Regions from separate parts of the Homo sapiens genome. Here region 2 is linked to region 1. Evidence: chromatin loops called from intact Hi-C (ENCODE). Cell type or tissue: PC-9. All regions are shown on one strand. Links, peaks and the distances in the headings refer to the core of each region. The heading gives the core; the rest is flanking DNA.

Region 1 (5,236 bases), core at 1,237-5,236:
AACTGTAATCTCTTGCCCTGTCAGTTTCTGCCATAATCAACTACAGCAAGTAATTTTCTTCTCCCAGTTCTCCAATCATCTCTGTTATTATGCCAAATCTATTTAATTACTGCCTTCAACTCTTCACCAATTTCTTCCTCCCTCCTTCAACCAATTACCCTACCTTATTACAACCCAGCCTATGTCCTCCCATGTCAGCAAACTTATGTGCTTCCATTTATTTGTAACTAGACCTTTCTAAGATCTATCCCTTTGTCTCCCTGCTGTCCATGTCCCCCAATGCCACATACATGAATCAGTATGGGCTTTACACATATTGAAAAATGAGGTACTTGTCTTTCCCCAAGTTTTCTGTCTTTCCTCCAGTTCTGCAGATCACAAACTCCTTGAAGGCAAGGGTGTACACACACACACACACACACACACACACACACACACACACACACAGATTAAGTCTCCCAGAACCCTGGCAAGTGCTGCATAATCTGTGGATACTCCATAAATGCTTGATGCTTGTGGTTGGTTGACGATGTTGATGATAATCATGATAACTAGATGAGGCTTCTGAGCAGAACAGTCTTCCAATTAATGATTGCAATGAAGCAAGAATTTATGACACTCGTTATTAAAAATGTAATTGCATAATTAGGCCTTAAGGTATATATTTTACCCCTTTGGTGAAACATACTGATTTCCTCTCTCTAAAAATACCTTGGCAAGGAAATCTAAATCTCAAACAACCAAAGAAGAAAATTTTCCACAGAACAAAGGAGACTAGTAAGAAACAAATCACAGCACCTTGGGAAGCCACAAAATGGAGCTTTTAAACTCTGGTAAGTCTTTCAAAACCAAATGAATTACAGTTTTTTAGGGGAAAAAAAGGCCTTATGCTTGCAGTTTCTGGCATCTTTCCCGCTGAAGTGCAGAGCAGTTATGGGAGCGGGAGGAACCCAGCAGGGAGGTCTGTATCCTAGATTCTCTGCCTCAACCACACACAAGTCTATGACTTGGGTGTGCCATGCAGCTCAACCGGGCCTCAGTTTCTTCATTTGTAAATCTCTTATGAGCCATGCAATCACCATATTTTACTATGCTGTAAACAAAGAAGATTCACTTCAAAGTTGACTGACAGATGACAAAGCAAAAAGAAACAATACAACCATCATGCTATGAAAGCAATACAGTCCCCACAAAAGCAAACACGACAATATCTTTGGAATTTAGCTCACAACATGAGAGCAATCATAGCTCATATAGTCAAACAGCTATAAAACACCCAAACCCGCTGTGCTGGGTAAGTCACTTAACCTCTTTGGGTCTCGGCTTCCATAATCATCAAGTGGTCTTCAGGATTAACACCACTCTCTGAGTCTATGAGCTTGACATGACTTTGTATAAACCATGTAGCATTTTTCATTGCTACGATAATTTTCTTTTGATCCTTTAACATCTCATTCTGTATCTTAAAATCATTTTCAGGGATGTAAATGACTTCACCTTTAGTTTATGTGTGGTTTCACATTCTTTTCCCTCATTCAGGGTCTGCTATTACGTTCCTTACTCCTAATAATCATGAGTTGACTGTATAATGATGAACTCTCTGATGTAGTAAAATTGGGAATGATAATGCTGCTGAAAAATAGAAGTTCTTATCACCTAGCATGTTATTGATATTCAGTGATTGGCAATGATTACAAATGTGTGATATACTGAGAATAATTTTGCAGAGCACTACAAATAGGAAACAATAGTAAATTCAGCACAAATAAGGCACAAGGTTAAATTTCAAATGCCTAAACATCAAGTACAACTAGCAGATTACGAAACACAACCCCTGACTAAGTATCAACCAACTGGTTACTCCTGCCCTGGACAATGTAAAAATTGTGGTTAGTATGTAACAATGCATTCCTTCAAAAAAGCTCCAGCACAACAGAGCTAGAGCATGATCCATTCATGTGAACTAGCTTCTATTGAACCCAGATGTTTGCCTGGAAAGAAATTTTGAATATTCTCTGTTTCTAGCTTGACCTTTTGATTAAGTCTCATGGTCATCAATGATAATAAAACTGACTTTAATAACATTAGAAGGTACAGGCATGAGTGGATAGGACTGGTAAAAATATCTGCAGATGGGGCTGGGCGTGGTGGCTCGCACATGTAATCCCAGCACTTTGGGAGACCGAAGCGGGTGGATCACGAGATCAAGAGATCGAGACCATCCTGGCCAACATGGTGAAACCCTGTCTCTACTAAAAATACAAAAATTAGCTGGGCGTGGTAGCAAGCACCTGTAGTCCCAGCTACTCGGGAGGCTGAGGCAAGAGAATCGCTTGAACCCAGGAGGCAGAGATTGCCATGAGCTGAGATGGCGCCACTGTACTCCAGCCTGGTGACAGAGTTAGACTCCATCTCAAAAAAAAAAAAAAAAAAAGTCTGCAGATGGATGAGAACTACCGTGGGCTGAAGACTAACATATTTATGAGACTGATTTAATCTCAAAATCAATATGATTAAGCAAGTAGGGAGATGCACTGTTGGTGAATTTAAAACCACAGATCAGTCGAGATACATTTAGTAATTACTTTGGGCTTCAGTTTTAAGTTTTATCTGAATGTCAAACTATCAAAACTATTGAAACAAGAAGACTAAAACAGGCAAGGTGGAGGGAAAAGCTATAAGCAACATAACTCACTAAGAGAAAGTTTATATGAAGTTTTCAAAGCTCGGTCCAAATTTGGCAAAGAAGCAAAAAAGAGAACAGTGGCAAAAGAGTTGGAAGAGAAAAGGCTGTCTTTAAAAATGATGCAGTCTGGCACCACCTAGTGGTGCCACACAGATTCCTGCACTAGGACAAGCACCTTGTGTCAACATGAGTGACTAAAGATTCCATTAAAAATTTTTCCCTGAAGTCAGCACTACTTTGGTAATAAATTTTGACACGCTAAAAATGTCCTAAACATGTGGATTTAGAATCTAAATTAGACAAAGCACAGACAGGAGGACAGAACACATCATCCTGTAACAAGAATTGAGAAGCCTCGTCACCAGCTGGCTAGAAAGATTAGCAGCTCTGAGAAAACTCAATTCTGGGTTTTTAAAACCTCAAACGCTTTAGTTTATGAAATTAAAAATAAACAAGCAGCAAAAATGTTCTTGGACAGGAATGCAAAACTAGCATGAATAACTGGAGAAGTCATCAAAAACAAAGAAAAAAGAAAAATTTCAATATGACACACTAGGGACAAAAGAATGCAGAATAATTAACTATGGCAGAAATCCGAAAAGAATCCTGCTATCACCGTGGACATCAAGCTAAATAGAGATTGTATTACTTAGCATGTTACAAAAAAGAAGATCTGGCCGGGTGCAATGGCTCGTGCCTGTAATCCCAACACTTTGGGAGGCCGAGGAGCGTGGATCACGAGGTCAAGAGATCGAGACCATCCTGGCCAACATGGTGAAACCCCGTCTCTCCTAAAAATACAAAAATTAGTGGCGCACGCCTGTAGTCCCAGCTTCTCGGAAGGCTGAGAAAGGAGAATCGCTTAAACCTGGGAGGCAGAGGCGGAGGTTGCAGTGAGCCGAGATCTCACCACTGCACTCCAGCCTGGCAATAGAGCAAGAAAAGAGAAAGAAAGAAAAAGAAAGAAAGAAAGAAAGAAAGAGAGAGAGAGAGAGAGAGAAAGAAGAGAGAGACAGAAAGAGGAGAGAAAGAGAAAGAAAGAAAGAAAGAAAGAAAGAAAGAAAGAAAGAAAGAAAGAAAGAAAGAAAGAAAGAAAGAAAGAGGACCCTTCAACAAGAACATGGCATAAGGTGAGTCCATTTTATTTGGACTAATTATAGTTTAGAGGGTCTACAATTACAAAGGCATGGACAATCTGAATAAGGTTCAAAGAAAATGAAGGCAATGATTAAAGGAGAAAATTCACAGTGCTTCTGGCATGAGACACTTCCTGTTCCCACACTCCCAGCCCATGACAACATAGATAGGTAACATTTATCAAATGCTCACTACGGGTCAGGCCCTGAACCAAGTGCCTGTAAAGGTCCACCTCATTCATGTCTCAAAACAACCCTGGCCAGGCACGTTGGCTCACACCTGTAATCCTAGCACTTAGGGAGGTCAAGGCAGGAGAATCACTTGAGGTTAGGAGTTCCAGGCCAGCCTAGCCAACATGGCAAAACCCCATCTCTACTAAAAATACAAAAATTAGCTAGGCGTGGTGGTGCACTCCTATAATCCCAGCTACTCAGGAGGCTGAGGCACGAGAATCGCTTGAACCCGGGAGGCAAAGGTTGCAGTGAGCCGAGATCGTGCCACTGCACTCCAGCCTGGGCAACAGAGGGAGATTCCGTCTAAAAACAAACAAACAAAACAAAAAAAACCCTATAAAAAAGATACTATTATTCTCATTTTATAGATGCAGCAACTGAGGTTTAAAGAGTTAAGTTCAAGGTCACTTGGGAAGCAGGTAGCAGAGGCAGGGCTTTTCCCAGGCCAATTTACCCCTTCCATCAGGGCTGTAGCTCTTATTCTTTAAGCAATATTCTTCCTGTCCTCTAGCAGACTTCCTCATGCCTATACACTCAAGTCTTGAGATGACTTCCTACCAAAGCAGGAAATATGAAAGGGAGAGGAGCACAGTGAGACTCTTCTGCCCAGATCACCTAAAATAAGACGCTAAAGCTGAGGGCCTTTGAATGTGAGTTCTTCCCCTCATCTTTCAGAAGAACTGAGGCCTGGGGGAAATAAGTGATGCGCCCAAGGTCACACGGTGGAGCTCTGCCTAGAAGCCTGGTGTTCAGACATCGGTTTAGGGATCTTGATGATTTTACACAAGTAAAACGATGCAGGAACCAGACAAGAGAAAGTGCACTGACTTCCTGAGCTCAACTCTGGCCAGCTTGATCCAACTTCCCTTCTGCCTGACTGACTTCGGAGACTGAGGACTGGCTTTGGACCTGAGAATCTCCTGAATCTTGAGCCTAGCAGGTCTTCTGCTCATTCTTGGTCACAGAACACCCTAATCTCTAGATTCACTAGATGCTTACATCTGCCTAGTTTTGTCCCAACCCCCAGCAAGTCCCACTGCTGTTCAGGTTTCAATGTGATACCTTGCCCAAAGCGTTTGCCTTCTAATTGTTTCCTACTTCCAACCTCTCTCTCCCTACCCCAAACCCCAAACGTTCCAAATCATTTTGCATGCCAACCACTTTAAATCACACTTCTAGT
Region 2 (4,835 bases), core at 131-4,130, 580 kb before region 1:
CTGTTTGGTTCTGGAAGAGAATCTCTCCCTTTTTTGGGGGCGGTGGGCAGTGAGGGAAGTGAGAGAGAAAGGGCCATGGCTAGCTTCTCTCACTCGTGAGGCCTAACGGAGGCGAATGGGGAAACGACTTGGTGTGATCCAAGAGGAAGCTTGGAAAACCGGGGAAAGCTCCGGCCTGGGAGCTGAGAACCACGGTCCTCTTTCCGGGCCCAGCTGGGCCTCCTACCGGCCACGTGGCCGGGGGTGAGTCACAGCCTCTGAGCGACATGACCCTTATCTGCAAAAGGAGGTGGAGAGATGTGAGGACTTCCAAGGCCATTTCCAGCTCTAAGATTCTGTAACGCTGCAGCCATCTCTTTAAAGATGACAAGCAGAGATGCTGAGCTGAAACAGATGTGGTGGATAAAGCCAAAATAATCAGCTCAGTGGTTTTTCTCTCTCCAGTGCCCTGCGTCAGCGAAGCCTTGGGTGAATCTGGCATTTGCTCATTTTGATAGGTAATCAAGGCAACATCTGGGGGCCTGAGCTTCCGGAAGAGGGGCTGATCAAACAGTTCCTACCCTTAGCCCTTCCTCCTTCCTGAACAGCGTGCATGTGATGTGGACCTCCTGAATCCACACGGTCCAGGCTGGCTCCTGCACTGAGCATTTCTTAAACGCGATTTCTTTGCTCATTCTCCAGACCTTCCACAGTCAGCCAGAGTCTGGGGATGCTCATTTGCTAAAGAACTATTTATTTTGCATCTCCCCAGTGCCTGGCACCAAAATAAAAGATTCTGGGGCCCTTGTGTCAGAGGGAATTCTCACGCAGCCTTGGTGCATGAGATAACTATGCTTCCCATAGGAAGGGAGAGAGATGAGAAGGTGACCTTATATCCACAGGGCAGAGCCCTAAGTGGGCAAGGAAGTTTCTGGATGGCGGGGTGGGCAGCACAGACTCTGGAAAGGTGGGAGGAAAAAGGAACCCGGATGGGGAGATTACAGGAACTGAGGCAGTGAGGCAGAAAAATATGGTGTGTTCAGTGGGCAGTGAGGTGACACATTTAGGCAGCACGCAGCTCTCGGAGTTTGATTTCATTTTAAAGGAACCCCATTCCCCTAATTTCCATCATAGACCTAGTTTGTTTCCTCCCCCACACTGCTCATCTGTAATCACACACTCACTTTTCTTTTTTGAGACAGAGTCTCGCTCTGTCGTCCAGGCTGGAGTGCAATGGCGCAATCTCGGCTCACTGCAACCTCCGCCTCTCGAGTTCAAGCGATTCTCCTGTCTCAGCCTCCTGAGTAGCTGGGATTACAGGTGCCCACCATCATGGCTGGCTAATTTTTGTATTTTTAGTAGAGACGGGGTTTCACCATATTGGCCAGGCTGGTCTCGAACTCCTGACCTTGTGATCCATCCGCCTTGGCCTCCCAAAGTGCTGGGATTACAGGCGTGAGCGCACTCACTTTTTAATTATCTGAACCTCTCTCCAGAAAGGAAACTCCCTGGGGAAGGACTATCATCATCTTCTTCACTACTGTCTACTCAGTGCCCAGACACAGCCCCGCACAGAGAAGACACCAGAAAAGATTGTCGGCCTGCACAAAGGCATCTGAGTAGGAGAGAGACAGAATCAAAGCAGTGTTTCAGGGCCTGGTGCAGTGGCTCACGCCTGTAATCCCAGTGCTTTGGGAGGCTGAGGCGGGAGGATCGCTTGAGCCCAGGAGTTGGAAGCTGCAGTGAGCTGTGAGCGTGCCACTGCACTCCAGCCTGGGTGACAGAGCAAGACCCTGTCTCTAAAAGAAAAAAAAAACGAAAAACAAAAAAGCTGTGTTTCAGGATGGCATTTGGGTAAAGAGGTCAAACACTCTTTCTTTTAAGAGCCTGGGACATTTCTTTTTCTTCTTCTTGCTTCCTAATCAGTGGTTTCTTGCCCTTCATAGGAGCCCAGGGCACGGAGTGTCTGGGCCTGGAATGCGGACATGTGTGGGAGGGATGCGAAACTGTGCTGGCAGCCCCAAGAAAAGAATCAGTCTTTGTCCTCATCTTCACATGCACCTGTCGTCCCAAACCCTTGACAAACATTGTGTCATTCACCTTCCAAACCTCTCTGCGGATTCAGCCTGGGCGGGCGGGAGCACAGTGAGCCACATTCTCTGCATTCCCGCCTCCTGACAGCTCCTGGTACCACAGCCGCTGAGCTGGGATGTCCAAACATTCCAACTGACTCATCCGTGGGTGAGCAAGGCCGACACGAGGGGACGGGTGGAGGCTGCTGGGGCTCTGTCTCTGCCGAAGTCCCTAATTCAGAGAAGAAAGTGGGGCGGGTGGGGGAATTGCCGGGATATGGGCCATTTCCCTTGAATGATGCTCGGGTGTCACTTGAGGTGCCAGGAAGTGGTGGCAGTTGCAGCACAGTGGCCCTGGTGGAAGCCTGGGCTCAGACCTCACATACCTAGATTTGAGTTCTGGCTCCATGGTCAGAATTTTGTAACTTCATCAAAACTCTCTGAGATTGGCCGGGCAGAGTGGCTCATGCCTGTAATCCCAGCACTGCAGGAGGATCACTTGAGCCCAGGAGTTTGAGACCAGCCTGGGCAACATAGTGAGACTTCATTTTTCCAAAAAGGAAAAATATTAGCTGGGGATGGTGGCATGCATTTGTAGTTCCAGTTCCTGGTAGGCTGAGGCGAGAGGATTGCTTGAGCCCAGGAGTTTGAGGCTACAGTGAGCTATGGTCGCACCACTGCACCCTAACCTGGAAAACAAAGCCAGACCCTATCTCTGAAAACAAAACAAAACAAACAAACAAAACAAAAAATAAAACAGGCCAGGCGCGGTGGCTCATGCCTGTAATCCCAGCACTTTGGGAGGCTGAGGCAGGTGGATCACGAGGTCAGGAGTTGGAGACCAGCCTGGCCAACATGGTGAAACCCCATCTCTAATACAAAATTAGCTGGGTGTGGTGGCAGGTGCCTGTAGTCCCAGCTACTCAGGAGGCTGAGGCAAGGGAATCTCTTGAACCCAGGAGGCAGAGGTTGCAGTGAGCTGAGATCGTGCCATTGCACTCCAGCCTGGGTGACAGAGCAAGACTCCATCTCAAAAAACAAAACAAAACAAAAAACTCTCTGGGTCTCGGTGTCCTCATCTGTAAATGGAGGCGGGGGGTGAGAATAATGGCTCCTGTGCAGTGTAGTGGTCAGAATGAAGCAAGAAAATGTGAATACTGAGCACGCGAGAGTTGCTTAGCAATGACTTGTGTTAGGTTGTCACCCTTCTGATGCAATGACCTGAGACTCACTTCCGGGTGGGCAGGCGAGTGTGTCATCATCCCTTGCTTCGTCCCACAGGACAAAGGCTGCAAAAGTATCTGGTGGGAATGTCCCTGCCCTGCTTTGGGATTTCGGGTAGGATTTCTCCATCAGGCTGGAGTGGGGCAGCGCTGAGCCTCCCGTGCACATTCAGTGACCTCATTCAGGGGATGAGACCAAACAGAACGGGCAGCGGCTTTTCCGGTCCTCACGCCACCCTCCAGATGGCTTATAACCAGATCCCTGCCAAATTCCTCTCCTCCCTCCCCCAAGACTCATCTGATGCCAAAGCGTTTCTCAAAAGGGGGAAATACAGTACTTTCGTCAGTACCTCATCACCTCACCGCTGGGTCACAAATGACCCCGGCTCAGCCCTGCCTTCCAGCTGTCTTCCCAAGGGGATGTCTCTGAAGATTTTTCCCCAGCTCTGTGCTGGGGCTGTTGGGGAGCTGGACGTCCGGGAATGAGAGGAGGATATGGGACACAACGTGACCTTGGGCCAGTCACCGGCCTTCTCTGGTTCTCACTTTCCCCGTCTGCGAAACGAGGTAGCTGGCTGAGGTCATCCAGGCAGCAGTTTCCGGTCCCAGGGTGTTCTGGCTCCCTGACTGCAGGGAGAGCTGGGAAGATGAGTACTTGTCCCTGCTCAGCAGGAGAGCGCTGTGGTTAGGAAGCCAGTGGCTCTGGGTTCAAATTCTCACCCGGTGCCCTTGCTGGCTCCGTGACCTTAGGTAACACACACACACCCTCTCTGACCAGTTATTCTATCTGTAAAGTGGGTGCAATCATTGCCACCTCTGGAGTTGTTTTAAGGATTAAGAGGATCCACATGCAGAACTCAGCGCAGTGTCTGACACTCGCAATATTATAATTAAATATTATAATTTCATTTCGCTCAACTGCCCGCCTCACAGAGAGAAACTGAGGCCCAGCAGCGGTTGCTGGGAAGAGGATTCAGACCACATTTCCATGTTTGAGCCGCCACCCCGGGCCGGCTCCAGGAGGAAGCTGCAATAACTCAGGGGAAAAGTCCCACGGCGTCTGCTCCAGCTCCCTCAGGCGGCTCTCAGAGCTCGTGCCAAGAGATGGCTTGGCAGCTGCTCTCCCTCCATGCCCATTAGCTTAGTTCCAGATGTTCTAGGCAGCAGCCTGGGGAGCTCTTTCAGGTTCTGTTTCTTTGGATCTACTTTCTTGTAGTTTCCCTTTCCTCTGCTTTTCCCCAACTGGCCCTGGCAGCTTTATAAATGAAAAACAACGTCTTTCCCATCACCTTCGAAATCACCCAACCACAGTTCCCTTCTCATTAGACCCCTGGAAATGCCTTGGCTAGACAGACTTCATGTAGGGACGGCCAGGACAGCCGGGACACCTTATCAAATGTGCTTCTGACCAGCAACCACATGAAAGGCCTAGAGTTTCACATTTGGATTTCATTAGTTCCCACCCCAGTGTGCCTGGGGCCCTGGAGAATGGTGGCCAGGGAGTTCTGGTGGCCCAGGGCAGCCGCCTGAAAGAGCTCTTTCCTGATCACCTACTATGTGT

What was found. A loop is a pair of places that touch in the nucleus more often than their neighbours do. Peaks named below come from ENCODE experiments on the same cell type or tissue, not always from the same donor. Only the 100,000 strongest peaks of a DNase experiment are listed, where the experiment ranks them.
Region 2: it touches region 1 in a loop (11-fold over the local background); 3 of 110 quality-filtered maps call a loop at or near these places.

The regions. Positions count from the first base shown.
Region 1 is chr22:29,623,352-29,628,587 of GRCh38, reverse strand. The region is part of intron 1 of NF2 (NF2, moesin-ezrin-radixin like (MERLIN) tumor suppressor); the gene reads right to left. Among named protein-coding and RNA genes, the nearest start is that of NF2, 22 kb to the right of the region's middle. In PC-9, for the core only: a CTCF peak has its summit at 2,818 (motif pointing left); DNase peaks (open chromatin) are centred at 1,877, 2,827 and 3,997; H3K4me3 peaks cover 340 bases; H3K27ac peaks cover 4,000 bases.
Region 2 is chr22:30,204,433-30,209,267 of GRCh38, reverse strand. It overlaps LOC105372988 (a long non-coding RNA gene), which reads left to right and starts at 2,074. Exons shown (of 3, transcript NR_188588.1): 1 at 2,074-2,220. It also overlaps a transcript of HORMAD2 not described here. RefSeq lists enhancers at 1,863-2,484, 2,339-3,538. In PC-9, for the core only: no CTCF peak of the experiment used is centred there; DNase peaks (open chromatin) are centred at 237, 2,087 and 3,357; H3K4me3 peaks cover 1,167 bases; H3K27ac peaks cover 4,000 bases.